Linked DNA regions of Homo sapiens: region 1 is linked to region 2. A link is a contact called in ENCODE POLR2A ChIA-PET data. All regions are on one chromosome and are shown on one strand. The core of a region is the stretch at or near the end of the contact, and the rest is flanking DNA. Distances in the headings are between cores, read along the strand shown.

Region 1 (4,827 bases), core at 147-2,646, 1.0 Mb after region 2:
AGGTTCATCATTTTTTTTTTTAAGACGAGTCTCGTTCTGTCACCCAGGCTAGAGTGCAAGTGGCTTGATCCCCGTTCACTGCAACCTCCATCTCCCAGGTTCAAGCGACTGTTGTGCCTCAGCCTCCCGAGTAGCTGAGACTATAGGCACATGCCACCAGCCTGGCTAATTTTTCTGTATTTTTAGTAGACATAGGTTTCGCCATGTTGCCCAGGCTGGTCTCAAACTCCTGGGCTCAAGCGATCCACCTGCCTTGGCCTCCCAAAGTACTGGGATTATAGGCATAAGCCACCACACAAGGCCAAGGTTCATTCATTTTATAACATATATCAACAGTGATTTCTTTTTATGAGTGAATAATATTCCATTGTATGGATATACCATATTTTGTTTATTCATCAACTGAAAGACATGTGGGTTGTTTCCACTTTTTAGCTATTTTGAAAAAGCTGCTATGAACATTTGTCTGTGTAAAAATACACAGACAAATGTTTTCAGTTTTCTAGGATATATATCTAGAAGTAGAATTGCTAGGTCACAGGATCTATGTTTAACTTTTTGAAAAGCTGCCAAATTGTAGTTTTTAAACTTTTCATTCTGAGATAATTATAGATTCACATAATAAGAAATAATAAACAGCTCATGTATAAACTTTTCATTCTGAGATAATTATAGATTCACATAATAAATAATACAAAGAGCTCATGTATCCTTTACTCAGTTCCCTCCAATGATAACATCTTGCAAAACTACAGTACAATATTACAACCAGAATACTGGCACTGTTAGTCAACATACACATTTCCATCACCCTGAGGATCCCTCATGTTGACCTTTTATAGCCACATCTACTTTCAGCCCCACACCATCCACAGGCCCTGACAATATGAAGAACCAATCTGTGCTTCATATCTATAATTTTGTCATTTCAAGAATGTTATATAAATAGAATCATACAATAGGTAACATTTTAGGATTGGCTTTTTTCACTCAGAGTAATTCTCAAGAGTCATTCAGGGTGTTTTATTTCTAAAACGTTTAAAGTTTGCCCCTTTTTAAAAGTTGCTGAGCAGTATCCCACAGCCTGAATTAATTAATTAATTAATTAATTATGAGACAGAGTCTCACTCTGTCACCCAGGCTGGAATGCAGGGGTGCAATCTTGGCTCACTGCAACCTCTGCCTCCTGGGTTCAAGCAATTCTCCTGCCTCAGCTTCCCAAGTAGCTGGGACTATGTGTGCCCGCTACCACGCCTGGCCAATTTTTGTATTTTAGTATAGATAGGGTTTTACCATGTTGGCCAGGCTGGTCTCCAACTCCTGATCGCAAGCGATCCACCCACCTTGACCTCACAAAGGGCTGGGATTACAGGCATGAGCCACCACACCCGGCCTCAAATGAATTTTTGGGATGGTACAAGGTAAGAGTCAATGTTCCCTCTCTCTCTCTCCTTTTTTTTTTTTTAAGACGGAGTCTTGTTCTGTTGGCCAGGCTGGAGTGCACTGGCACAATCTCGGTTCACTGCAACCTCCGCCTCCCAGGTTCAAGCGATTCTCCTGCCTCAGCCTCCTGCGTAGCTGGGATTACAGGCGCACGCCACCACGCCCAGCTAATTTTTGTATTTTTAGTAGAGACGGGGTTTCACCATGTTGGTTGGCCAGGATGGTCTCGATCTCCTGACTTCGTGATCCACCCACCTCGGCCTCCCAAAGTGTTGGGATTACAGGCGTGAGACACTGCACCCAGCCCTCTCTTAATTTTTTTAACATACAGATAGCCAGTTCTTTCCTGATTTGTAAGTTTTTATTTAAACCAGAGTTAGAAAAATAATTAAAATAACACTACCTCTAAACACTCAAAACCACTGCTATGACATAATCCTGCCATTTCAGTAGAACAGAAAATCCCCACGCCTTCCCCTCAGCTCGGAGGGCACAGGACTGGGCAGCAAGCTCCACCAGTTTGTAGAAGGAGTTCAACTTCCAGACAGCAGGGAAATGCCTTTCTCTGAAGTTATTACATGAGTTCACACTGAAGGGAAAGAAGAAAGTGAGCCTTATCATTTTCCCAAGATGCTGTGAGATGTGTTGGATTTACTCTCACTCATAATTGTGCAGGATGGTTGTTTTGTTTTGTTTTGAGGCAGGGTCTCACTCTGTCACCCAGGCTGGAGTGCAGTGGTGTGGTCTCAATTCACTGCAACCTCTGCCTCCAGGGTTCAAGCAATTCTCCTGCCTCCGCCTCCCGAGTAGCTAGAGTCACAGGTGTGCACCACCATGCCTTGCTAATTTTTGTATTTTTAGCAGAGATGGGGTTTCATCATGTTGGCCAGGCTGGACTCCAACTCCTGACCTGAAGTGATCCGCCCCCCTCAACCTCCCAAAGTGCTGGGATTACAGACGTGAGCCACTGTGCCTAGCCACAGGTATGTTCGGGATGGTTTCAACCAACATCAATAGAACCAACTAAGAATAGATGGCCTTCAGCAACACAGAGGGGTAGCACAGGAGTTCCAAAGATCAGTAGTTTGAAAATCAGGTCACAGGGAGTCCACGCTATATGATCTTGGGTAAGTCACTTAACATTCTTAGCCCCCCGTCTGTTCACCTGTAAAACCAAGGTTTGTTATCAGGTCATGTCTAAGATCCTTCCCAGTTAAACATTCTAGAATGCCAAAAATAAGCCTATTTGTTCTTTCTTTGAAAAATGAAGAAAAATGGCAAAAAAAAAAAAAAGTTGTCAAATTGTGAACGTTTATCTAACACAGAGAACTATACCAGGAGCAGGTTTTCTTTTTTGTTTCCTGTTTTACCCTATTCTTCCATACTAATTAGACATCATATAAATCCCACATATAAATCCAACACATCTCATAGCATCTTGGGAAATAAAAATAAAATATCTTTTGGAACTGAACTTCTCAACTTTAATATGCATGTGACAATCTTTTTTTTGAGATAGGGTCTCACTTTGTGGCCCAGCTGGAATACCGTGGTGCAAACACGGTTCACTGCAGCCTTGACCTCCCAAATTCAAGTGAGCCTCCCACTTCAGCCCCCTAAGTATCTGGGACTACAGGTGTGTATCACCATGCCTGCCTAATTTTTGCATTTTTTGTAGAGATGAGGTTTCACCATGTTGCCTAGGCTGGTCTCAAACTTCTGACATCAAGCAATCTGCCCACCCTGGCCTCCCAAAGTGTTGGGATTACAGCTGTGAGCCACTGCACCCGGCAAATAATCTTTTTAAAACAGATTGTGATTCCGCAGGTCTGAGGTGGCGTCTGAGATTCTGCATTCCTAATAGGCTTCCAGGTGATACAAAGGCTGCCAGACCTTGGAACATACTTTGAGTAGCAAGGTATTAGAAGAATACGGACATAGTATCTGTTTGAGTAACCTAATTAATGTTGATACCTAAGTTTTCAGTACTTTACATAACCAAATAAATTAGTCTTATGGCACTGATTTGAGGAATATAATCTTATCGATTCCCAAGAGAATATACTAAGAAAACAGTTCAAAAAATCAAGTTTAATTAATATTTTAGTTCCTCAAGATCCTATTTGCAAGGAAAAACAGAAAAACAGAAAATCAGAAAGATACAGCATCATGAATTGTTAAGGACAATTTTCACACCCTATAGTCAATGAGCAAAATATATTGCAGAAATGCACTTTCAAAAAATTAAAACAGGCTGGGCAACATAGTGAAAACCTGTCTCTCATTAAAAAAAATTTTTTTAGCTGGGCCTAGTGATGTGCACTTGCAGTCCCAGCTACTCAGGAATCTGTGGTGGGAGGACCACCTGAGCCTGGGGAGGTCCAGCCTGCAATGAGCTGTGATTATGCCACTGCACTCCACCCTGGGCAGCAGAGTGAGACCCTGGCTCAAAAATAAAAGCTACACAAAAAAATAATTAAAACATTGTATACTAACACCACCATTTTATGCCTACAACAAATCAGATTATTCTTACCCAACAAAAGCAAACAAAAAATTTAACGTGTTGTTTTTTGACAGAAAACTTCTGAGAGGTTCAGCAAATTGAGAGTAAATGAGTGTACACAGGAAGGAGCCACAGCTCTGCCAAGAACATGGCCTAACACAAACACTGCAAAGATAAATTTCAATAAGTCTTACAAAATAGAAACAAAGGCAAAAATGTAAAAGAGATTTATACAAACTCAACTGGTCAGAGGGAACAGTTTAATGAGATGGAGTGCCTCCTTATCATGCAGTATTTGGTCAGTGGAGGGAGCACTTTGACTGCAGAGGTTCCAAATTAACAGCTCTATCTCCTAATCATTATGCTTCCATCCATCTTCTTCCTCTTTTAACTGTACCTACCTGTGTATGTGCATACACACAATTTAACATAAGCTTTATTTATTTTTGTGCGTGTGCGTGTGTATGTTTTTGAGACAGAGTTTTGCTCTTGTCACCCATGCTGGAGTGCAATGTCGCAATCTCGGCTCACTGCAACCTCCACCTCCCAGGTTCAAGCAATTCTCCTGCCTCGGCCTCCCAAGTAGCTGGGATTACAAGCATGGGCCACCACACCCAGCTAATTTTTTTGTATTTTTAGTAGAGATGGGGTTTCGCCATACTGGCCAGGCTGGTCTTAAACTCCTGGCCTCAAGTGATCCGCCCGCCCCAGCCTCCCAAAATGCTGGGATTACAGGGGTGAGTCACTGTGCCCAGCCAACATAAGCTTTATTGGAATACAAAAGAAATGTATGCTCATCATAGAAAATCAGAAAGATACAGGAAAACCCAAAAGATGGAAAAAATATAATGTCCCCTATGAAATCTCACTACTCAGAG
Region 2 (5,084 bases), core at 219-2,718:
GTAACTGGGATTACAGGTACAATGCCACCACTCCCGGCTAATTTTTGTATTTTTAGTAGAGATGGGGTTTCACCATGTTGGTCAGGCTGGTCTCGAACTCCTGACCTCAAGTAGATCCGCCCACCTCAGCCTCCCAAAGTGCTGGGATTACAGACGTGAGCCACCGTGCCCAGCCCTGCAACAGACTCTTGATTGGTCTCCCTGCCTCAGCCCTGGTTCCATTCCGTTATTCTCAAGCCAGACAGATCCCATTGAAAGGGAAGTCAGATCCCAGCACTTCTTGGCTCTGAACCCTGCTGTGGTTCCTTTGCACCCGCCATCTCCCTCCCAGTTCTGGTAAGGGCCTCCCCTCTGGCCTCTTTCCCAGCTCCTGCTCACTCAGCTGCGAAAGCACTGGCTTTCTCCCTGTGGCTCCTAGACCACGCTGAGCTTAAAGGCTTACCTGGGGGGAGGCCTGAAATGCTCTTCCCTGCAATGTTCTTCTCCTGGTTCTCGTCCTTTTATCAGATAGCCTGACTATTCTGCAATTGCCCACCCCTCTACTGGTAGATATTACCTTTTAATCCTCACCACAGCCCCAAGGCTGGGTGAGGTTAGGAAACTTGGCAGAGGGCAGCTGTCCCTAAGTGGTGGAACTGGAACTAGGAGCCAGCGGTGGCCCCGGTGGCCCCGGACTCCAAAGCCCCAGGCCCTGGGCTTGGCAGAGCCAGGCATGGAGGGAGGCAGTTGGGGGAGGGAGCTTCCATAGAGACACGGCCTCCGTCCTCAAATCTAGTGAGAGACAGAGAAGCAAATGGATAAATTACAGTGCCTGGCATATGGTAGGCGCCAAGAAATACGTTTTGTTGTTGAACAGATTATGAGGCGTAAGATGTGCAGACATTTCCGTGGGGCCCAAAGAAGGCACGTGAGTGTGTTAGAGGGAGGCGAGGAAGGGGCTGGGAGAGATTTCCCAGTGAAGGGGGGCATTTGAGGTAGACTTTGAAGGAAGGGTAGGAGTTTGCCAGAAGCCATGGGGCCTGGGGAGTAGGAACAGCATGGAGGGATGAAAAGAAGGCGATCTGAGAAAATGGGTTTTGAGGAGCTCTGAATATTAGTGTTAGAATTCCCTCAGGTACCCCAGGGCCCCAGCCAGAGATCAGCATATACAGTACAGGAGGCTGGCCAGGTACCCCGACAGGCTAAGGGGTTGCCAGCAGGTGAGGGGCCTACCCGGTGCGGCAGCCTTGTTGGACAGCGAGGCTACCTCCTGCCCTCTGAACTTCTGCCAGCATCGGGACCACCCCGGTACCCACAGCCGGACCCGGACACCGGAGTCCTCTGGGGGCGGGGCGCGAGTGGCCTCTGCAGGCCAGTCCCTTGGTGAGGTCACACACGGAGGCGGGGCTCAGGATTGGGGGGCGGAATCATGCGCAGGGGGCGGGGCCCGAGAGAGAGCTTGGAGAAGACCGGAAGTCCCTCCGCCTCCACTCGCCCTCGTGCTCCCTTCAGCCCCTTCGCAGCTCCGTGCGCAAGGTCGTGTCCCGGAAGTGAAGGGGCCATGTTGATGGGTGACCCGGGGAGAGGTACCCGGCCAGAGGCGAGTCCTGCGGAGTGGTAGCGCGCACGGCCTGCGGGTGAGTGAGAGAAGGAATGAGGGCCGCCGGCGGCTGGGCGGCGGGGAGGTTGCAGCGCCTCCTCTCAGGCTGCTGCCGGCGCCTCGCATGCGGCCCGGAGTCAGGATACCAGCATGCAGCCGGGGGTCTCGCCCCATCCCGCCCTGGACTTTCCCCTGGGAGACCCCTCGGCTGCCCCGCCCCGCCCCAACCTCGGAGACCTCCAGTGCCCCGAAGCAGGCCTGCCCTGGCCTCTGGGCCTCCGCACCCCGGCCCGGCCCCCACGGTTGGTGAAGTGCAGACTGGCTGGGGCTCAGCCGCCCAGTCGCCCAGCGACCTTGTAGTTACAGCCCTCGCCGTGACAGTCGCCTTTTACAGCATCAAACACTTCTGTTGATTTTCTGCATCGGGAGGTCCTTAGGGCCGAGGGATCTCTTAAACAGTTGAGGAAAAATGGGCAGGGATGGTGGCTTGCTCAAGCTTGCGCAGGAAGTTAGCAAGGCCGGAGGCTAAGGGCTCGCGGACTTTGGGCCCAAAGTCCAATCTTTTTTTCCAGCCAAATACTTCCCCCACTTGGTGTCATTTCTTTATTTCTGAAACGGAGGTGATCATTTCTTCCACATAGGGACGTTGTGAAATTCTCTCCGTTACGCATAATTTTGAGCCCCTTGTATGTGCCAAGCGCTGTGCTGGGAAAGTTCGTGGAGCACCCAGAAGTGCTGTACACACGGTCCGGCTCCAGCAAAGGGTAACTCATTCCAGAGGCAGGCAGAGTTGGGGTCAGGAGTGCAGCCCTCCCCTTGACAGCTGTGGGCCCGCGGGCAAGTTACTTCCCTCTGGGAGATTGTTTCCTCCACTTAAAATGGGGTAATGTTGACCCCTAGGGTAGCTGACAGAATGAGTTGTTATGTGAGACATGCTTCGAACATTGCACGTTGTATATAGTGCAATATAATGCAATAAGCATTTACTGTTACTAAGAACCCTGACCACCTTCTAGATTCTTAATTTAAATGTGGTCATGGGCAACAAAGCACTTTACAGATATGCTTGTGTAAGGGTTTATTGTTACTGAAGGAAGGCAGTGGCAGTTTATACTTAAATGTAATTATTTATTGAGCATTTACAAACCTGGCTAGGTGCTACTAATAATATCTGCTGTTGATAGAGTGCTTCGTGTGTGCCAAGTGCTGTTCTAAACATATTCACATACATTAAACTCATTTAGTGCTTATGCCAACCGTATGGGCAAAATATGATTTTTATCCTCACTTCACAGATGAGGAACTGAGACAGTCACAGAGAGGTTAGGAGACTTGCCCACGGTCATGCAGCTCGTAAGTGCTGGTGCCAGGATTCAAGTATGGCTGAGTGCTTGTCTTCAACCCTCCTAGATCACCCCCTGTGGTGAAGTTCTATTACCGTTCATTACGTGCACAGTTCTCAAAATAATCCTATGTGGTAGGTACTATTGCCATAATATCCTAATCTCCATTTTATAAGTGAGGAAGCTGGTGCTCAGCGGGGGTTCAGTCCTTTGCCCAAAGTCATATGGCAAGTAAGTGGCAGGGCCAGGATTTGAGCCCTGGTGAACCACAACCTGTATGTTTCCAGAATGGGCATCCAGAGGCTGGGGTCTCTAGTTCTAGTCTTGCCATTAAGTCATACGGTGACCTGGAGCGGGGGGTCTCTGGAACTTGGATTAAAAAGCCCTCACATAGTCTCTACAGGTCCTTTTGTTATTAATTCTGATACTAGGCTTGTATGTCTTTCCTTCTGTTTATAGTGTGACACCCAGCCCCTGCCAGTCCCCCATGGCCCCGTGGAGCCGAGAGGCGGTGCTGAGTCTCTATCGGGCTCTGTTGCGCCAGGGCCGACAGCTTCGCTACACTGATCGAGACTTCTACTTTGCCTCCATCCGCCGTGAATTCCGAAAAAATCAGAAGCTAGAGGACGCTGAGGCCCGGGAGAGGCAGCTGGAGAAGGGCCTGGTCTTTCTCAACGGCAAATTGGGGAGGATCATTTAGGATCCTCCAAGGGAAAGAGGACAAAGGTGCCTTCTGTAGACACTCCTGCTCTCTTCCATCCCCATCTTACAGATGTATTAAGAAGCCTCAGGTACGTAGGCCCTCGTTCCTGTAGGTTTCCTTATTTTTTGTTGCAAGGGACCGAGAAAAGGATCAAAGTCATCCTTTTAGTCATTAGAAATCAGTGCAGAGCCAGGTGCACTGGTGTGCACCTATAGTCCCAACTCTGCAGGAGGCTGAGGCAGGAGGATGGCTTCAGCCCAGGAGGTTGAGGCTGCAGTGAGGTATGATTGCACCACTGCACTCCAGGCTGGGTGACAGAATGAGACCCTGTCTCTGGGGTGGGGGGGAAAAAAGAGGACATTTGAGGTCTGCCTCAAATGAGAAATAGAGGTTTACCAGCAGCAGGGCAGGAATAAGCAAATGCCTGGAGTGGGAACTGCAATTTTCTTTTTTAAGAGACAGGGTTGGCCCGGTGCGGTGGCTCACGCCTGTAATCCCACCACTTTAGGAGGCCAAGGCAGGAGGATCACAAGGTCAGGAGTTCGAGACCAGCCTGGTCAGCATGGTGAAACCCTGTCTCTACCAAAAATACAAAAAATTAGGCGGGCATGGTGGCGCATGCCTTAAGTCCCAGCTACTCAGGAGGCTGAGGCAGGAGAATTGCTTGAACCCGGCACGTGGAGGTTGCAGTGAACCAAGATCGCGCCACTGCACTCCAGCCTGGGTGACAGAGTGACACTCCGTCTCCAAAAAAAAAAGAGACGGGGTCTCGCTCTCGCCCAACCTGGAGTACAGTGGCATGATCATAGCTCTCTGGAACCTTGAATGCCTGGCCTCAAGCAGTCCTCCCTTCTCAGCCTCCTGAGTAGCTGGGACGCCAGGCATGTACCAATGTGCTCAGCTAATTTTTTATTTATTTATTTTTTTTGTAGAGACGGTCTTGCTATGTTGCCCAGGCTGCTTTCAAACTCTTAGCCTCAAGCGATCCTCCCACCCTTGCCTCCCAAAGCTTTGGGATTATAGGTTCAAACAGCTCTGCCTGTCCAGAAACTGCACTTTGTAGTCTGGAAACTTAAGTCTGATGTGGCCAGCATGGTACCCCTGTAAGGCAAATAGCCAGAGTTGAGGCTGGGCCTGGTCTGGAAGGACGTTGACTCCAAGTTGAGATTGTAATGTATATCTTCTTATGTGGGGACCATCACAGCTCTGTAAACAGAGGAATGACATAGCCACATTTGTATCGTAGAGGGAGCATACCAGTGGCAGTGTGAAGAATAAATTGATGAGAGATACTAGAGGCAGTGGATGTAGCCAGATCAGATTGAGGGACCGAGGGGTGGGGGTGGCCACATATAAACACAGTGTGTACAGCAGTGGGACTTGGTGATCAGTTGGCTGAGGCAGGAGGAGGAGAGAGAAAGATGAAGAGTAACTGGGTGTAAGGCCTGCCAGCTGGGTG

The links. ChIA-PET counts read pairs that join two places held with the same protein, here RNA polymerase II (POLR2A).
Region 1: POLR2A ChIA-PET joins it to region 2 with 12 read pairs in activated T-cell. The contact joins the promoter of MRTFA-AS1 here to the promoter of MIEF1 in region 2. POLR2A ChIA-PET finds 5 or more read pairs at or near these places in 2 of 52 experiments (AG04450 and activated T-cell).

The regions. Positions count from the first base shown.
Region 1 is chr22:40,520,404-40,525,230 of GRCh38, forward strand. It overlaps MRTFA-AS1 (MRTFA antisense RNA 1), which reads left to right and starts at 1,397. Exons shown (of 4, transcript NR_109965.1): 1 at 1,397-2,570; 2 at 2,963-3,037; 3 at 3,122-3,315. All of the region lies in intron 3 of MRTFA (myocardin related transcription factor A), which reads right to left.
Region 2 is chr22:39,500,822-39,505,905 of GRCh38, forward strand. It overlaps MIEF1 (mitochondrial elongation factor 1), which reads left to right and starts at 1,469. Exons shown (of 6, transcript NM_019008.6): 1 at 1,469-1,616; 2 at 3,382-3,713. It overlaps LOC105373035 (a long non-coding RNA gene), which reads right to left and starts at 1,339. Exons shown (of 3, transcript XR_938263.4): 1 at 1,213-1,339; 2 at 443-771. MIURF (mitochondrial elongation factor 1 upstream open reading frame) reads left to right here and starts at 3,410. Exons shown (of 1, transcript NM_001414695.1): 1 at 3,410-3,622. The coding sequence starts at 3,410. The coding sequence ends at 3,622. RefSeq lists enhancers at 1,249-1,750, 1,608-1,657, 1,751-2,250 and a silencer at 1,758-1,867.